2 separate regions of the Homo sapiens genome follow, and region 1 is linked to region 2. Evidence: chromatin loops called from intact Hi-C (ENCODE). Cell type or tissue: MCF 10A. All regions are shown on one strand.

Region 1 (2,500 bases), 150 kb before region 2:
CTTGGCACATTCTAAAACTGAGTGGTTGCAGCTGCCACAGACGCCTGAGAGGAAGGGGTTAAAAACATCTTTCATCTCTCAGCAGTGCCTTTATATAGTCCATGTGTGACTCTGAATGGTTATGGCTTTATATATAGTGTGCTCTGTGTGGAGACAGAAAACACTGTAGTTAAGGGAACAAAGGCGGTTCTAGTCTAATGACCTGCTCTTATTTGTGGGGACCTCATCTCTAAAGGGCGGCCTTCAGGTGACATCTGCCATGTTGAGTGTATGCCTGAAGAATCACACCAATAAACACTGGAGATGCAAATACAAGAGAGGTAAGAACGTGCACAAATAAACTAAGGCCACTCATCCTGTTTATTGTTTCTAGAAAAAAGAAAGCACACGTTTCCCTTTGGATGTTTTCACACATAGCCAAACCTTAAAATGTCAACTTCTGCAAGGTATTTGACCTAAAAATAGTAAAATTTCTGTGTCATTTAAAAAGCCATTTAAAATGACAGACTTAAGCCTGATTTTTCAAACATACATCTGGAATGACAAACCGAAGTTGCATTATTTAGGGGCAGAGTCTTTGAAAGCAGCTGCTAGGCCTTCATTTTACTAAAATCTGCCTGTTCCTGTGGTTTCTCGTAGGTGACATCTGCTTGGATTTTTTGGACGACAGGTCTCTTCTTTGTCCCTTGGTGATTAAGAGAAACAGGAAAGAAAGAAGGAATAGCTCGGGGGAGGTGGAAGGAGCTGGCAGTAACATGATGGGAAACCACGCACCTTTGCATCTTAGATGATAGCCAGCCTCTGCTCCCTCTGGGGCACTAAAGGGCTCAGACCTACATTTACACACTGCTGCACTCAAAAGGAGCAAAGCCAGGAGTTCCAATCGAACCAACCTCGCTTGGCCAGAGAACGTCACATGCACCCTGGCAGGCAGGCAGGCAGGCCGCCAGAAGCTCGCGGTTTGTTTAGACAGCACAGGTCACTCCTGTCCACACCCAAGGCTGACGCGGCTTTATAAACACTGAGCACAGAGTGCGGTCTGTGCAGCAGCCCCATCAGAGACCTGCACTGCACCGGGGCAGGGCACTGAGGACAGGTTCAGTTGTGAGTTCAGAGGGAGCCACATTTCTTCACCCACTGGAAGAACTCAGCTTAAAACAAAGTGTGCCAGGAAAGGGCCCATTGGGGTCCCCTTAGCAGCCCCCACAAAGCCCTGGGAGCGCTGGACTGGGAAGCACGAGATGAAGGTTCAAATCTTACCACAGCTCGTAACTGGTTGTGTGACGTGGAGCAGGTCACTTGGAGCACACCTTTCTGAGCCTTCCTTTTCCAAATACAGAGCTTAGACTACTGGCTCCAAAAGTCTTATCGTTCTGGTGGATCATCAATTCACATTTATTCAATGTATGAATGAACAAATGAAGGAAGGAAGGAACTGAACCACCGAACAAATGAACAGCCTGAAATAGGGGTTCCCAGCCCAAGCCACCTCTGCCTTCCACCCAGCTCCGCACCGCACCCTTCACACCCTCTGCAACTCCCTGAAGGGAAAAGGAAAGCATTTGAAAAAGGCTTCCTACAAACGTGAATTCACAGTCACATTTTAAAAGCTCCAGCGCCAAAGCATCTCCCCAACCCCCCACTGCTTCGACCATTTACCTAAGGAGAAGCTCACCACCAGTTTCTCCGACTCCCTCATTCTGCCCTCAGCTTCCTGCGCTGGAGCCCCTGGGAATTCCGGCCCATAAGCTGCAGCCCCAAACCTTAGTGAAGAAACAAACGGGCTGCCCTCTCTCTCCTTGCACTTCACCAGTGGGTTCGTTTCAACGCCTGTGGGTGTATTTCAATGAGAACAACATGAAAACATGGGCGGATTCTTTTCTGTCTAAAAGAAAAAACCTGGACCAATAAGCTGAAGTAATAACAAAGCAGAATGTGGACATCTGCTCCCCGCCCTGAGCGACTCCCCACCTCGCATTTCCTGGGGCCTTGTCACACCCCCCAAGGCATGGATTGCCAAAGTCAAAATTAATTCCCCTACATTGACTGGGCATTGCAACCTGCTGATGTGTTGCTTGCGACTTATTTGTTCATTCATTAAACTAAAATGCAGTGAGCCCTTTCTAGGTGCAAGGCGCTGTGGAGGCTTCATTTTGAACAAGCCTTTTAGGAAGCCTGCGGTCTAATGGGAAGCCGAGACAAGCCCATTAATAACTGTGATACAGGAAGAAACGAGGCGAGGCATCAACCCAGGAAGTGCTGGGAAAGAATAAAAAGAACGTTTGTTTGTGTGGAGGTGGGGCTGGAAGTGCTGGTCAGGAAGGCTTCATGAAGGTGGTGGCGTTTCACCTGGGCAGTACAAGTCTGGGCAAGATTGCAACAAGCCTGACTGGAAGGAAAAGCACTCTGGGTACAGGATGCTGAGTGAGGAAAGGTCCAGAGGTGGGCAGATGCCAGAAGCAGGGTCCCAGCATCATCCACCTTTAGTGAGAACACGCAG
Region 2 (2,500 bases):
CTCCCCGGAGCGCAAAGCCTCAAGGGCGAGCCGAGAAGCCCTAGTTGGTGAAGCTGGCGGGAAGGGGTAGGAGTGGGGGAGGGGGTATTCCGGACTAACCGCGCCCAGACTGCGGGCCCGGACTTCGCGGCCAATGGTGACCCCATTCGGCTGCCCACTAGGGTCTTTTTATACTGGGAAGGGGGTGGGGTGTCTCTTTCTGCCTAAGGACAAGATGGTGCAGGCTCCATGAAACATAAATCTGAAATGGAGGTGGCTTGTAAATCCACACGGAAAGTTTTTAAAATATCCTGGAGTGTCCCCATGCCAAAAATAATCAAAAGCATCTCAAGTTGATTACTAAGTCAAGGTCAAGGCCAAAATCAGCTCTAGCTAGCAGATATTTTCCCTTTTAAAAATTAGACTCACTACTGACTGTGGGACTGGTATTAGGTGCGATTTTATTCATTCTGTTTTAGTTCTCAGCACATAGTTATAAAAACAGCCCTTCTCAAAGCAGAAGTGAAACATCTCTACCGTTTGAAACCCGAAACTTCGGCAGAATTAAATCTTCATGCTCCAGAGCTGCTTATAACAACTGATGCAAAAGACAGGCGAGCAAGTGCCCCCGCGAGCAGTGCCCAGCCAGGCTGGGCCGCGAACGCTTCCAGGACCAGCGCCTGCAGAATGGAATGCACGCTTTTTTCTTCCTGGTCTTTCTGGGGGTGGATATCTCTGCAAGCCAACCCACACATTTTTTTAATCTCCGGTAACAAGCAGAAAGACACCTGGACTATTATGCTGTAAAACTATTTTTTATAAAGACATTTTAGGACCAGACATTAAAAGTTATTAGATTGAACGCATGCGAGTTACAGACACAGCTGGAGAAAAGGCCTCTGGTTGTGTGTTGTGGCAACATTTCTTTTTGAAGCGACTCCTTTTATTCAAAACAAGTCAAAAATAACCGGGAAGGCTGAAGCTGGGTATTTGTGGGGAAACTCTGAACGTGGTTCCAGGCGAGGAGGCCGCTCTGCTGCTGCAGGCTGGACGGGAGAACTGGCCTGGGCCAGTGTGGAGCCGTGCCAGGCTCTTCCGGCTCGGTTAGGCCGAACCGCAGAGGCCCTGGCCCGGCGCCCAGCCACCTTCTATCCCCTCCCCTCGTCTCCCCAACTCTGCCCCCAGGCACAGGCTTTTCTCGGAGTTCGAAGTCGCATGTAAACGTCCAGAACTTTTAGAAAATCCAGGAACCGAGCTCGGGGCCTGCAGCCTCTCAGAGTCTTACGGCCTCCCGGGGCTGCTGACAAAGAGGCCTGTTTGTCTAACTTTAAAAGTCCTAGAATTCGGGAGGCTGAGCCAGGAGAATCGCTTGAACCCGGGAGGCGGAGGTTGCGGTGAGCCGAGATCGCGCCGTTGCACTCCAGCCTGGGCAACAAGAGCGAAACTCCGTCTCAAAAAAAAAAAAAGAAAAGAAAAAGAAAAAAAAAAGTCCTAGAGTTAAAATGAACAGGGGTGGTGGGGGTGCTGTAAATGCGAAGGGGCCGAGGGGAGGGCTGACTGGGGGAGAAATTTGATGCTGGAGACAAACAGGCCAGTAAATTCGCCTTTGACGTAATTTGCAACATCCTCCCCCACCTTTTCTAGGGATCTTGCCTCCACGGTAGGCTGGTAGGATTAAAGGGTTTCTCCTCCATCTCCTAGGGATACATTTTTCAACTCCGTGGGATTTCAAAAATATCTTATTAAGGGAGTCCTAAGAGGCATGAGTGGTGGGGGGGATTCGTGACTCACTGGGAATTAAAATGTGGGATTTTCCCGAGGCGCTATAAGGCAGAGGGGGGGAGGGGAGATTACACCTATTGGCCCGGTTAGTTCCAATTGTTCTGGGGAAAACAAGCAGAAAGCTGTCGAAGGGCAATCCCATCTTGTGTCCTCACTTAAGAAGGGGCTCAGGGAGCTGGGGATGCCGCGGGGCCTGCAATGGGTGCCGGCGGTTTGGCCCTTCTCCTGCCCCCTCCTCTCCTGCCCTCCCACAAGCCCTTCGGGAGCTGACCCGGGGGTCAGGCTGCTATACCCAGCACTCAGCAAGGGGAGGATTTCAATGAAAACAGAGGAGGAGGAGAGAGTGAGCAAAGGAGTGCATGGGAGGGGAGGCCGTGCAGCCCACGGAGAAATAAAGAAATAGGTGCCGAAATGAGAGGTGCTGCGGATGGAGCAGCGGGGGCTGCCCCTCCGCCACCAATCTCCCTTCCCATGGAAGTGTCTCCTGATTATAACAAACCACTCGACCTCAGGCTAACCAGGCCCTGCAACTGGGCAATCGAGCTGGCCCTTCTAGGAGCAGGCCTTGAGCCTGGCTGCCCTTCTCAAGGCAGGTTGACTCTGCAAGACCCGCTAGGGCCTCTCCCACACACCTCCAGCTCCACCCTGGCCTAGGGGAAAGGCCAGGCATCCTGTGTTTGGGGGGACCCTGGCCTTCTAACCTTGTGTGCAAGATTTATTTATAACGTATACTAGGATC

The links. Hi-C counts contacts between places; a loop is a spot of excess contacts. Peaks named below come from ENCODE experiments on the same cell type or tissue, not always from the same donor. Only the 100,000 strongest peaks of a DNase experiment are listed, where the experiment ranks them.
Region 1: a loop joins it to region 2, with 5 times the contacts of the local background. A loop is called at or near these places in 2 of 110 quality-filtered maps.

Annotation. Positions count from the first base shown.
Region 1 is chrX:39,953,104-39,955,603 of GRCh38, forward strand. No RefSeq gene overlaps it. Among named protein-coding and RNA genes, the nearest start is that of LINC03053, 55 kb to the right of the region's middle. RefSeq lists a silencer at 827-1,055. In MCF 10A, no CTCF peak of the experiment used is centred here; a DNase peak (open chromatin) is centred at 978.
Region 2 is chrX:40,099,268-40,101,767 of GRCh38, forward strand. LOC107985687 (translation initiation factor IF-2-like) reads right to left here. Exons shown (of 1, transcript NR_171574.1): 1 at 2,469-2,500. It also overlaps a transcript of BCOR not described here. Among named protein-coding and RNA genes, the nearest start is that of BCOR, 2.6 kb to the left of the region's middle. RefSeq lists an enhancer at 1,081-1,601. In MCF 10A, no CTCF peak of the experiment used is centred here; a DNase peak (open chromatin) is centred at 1,094.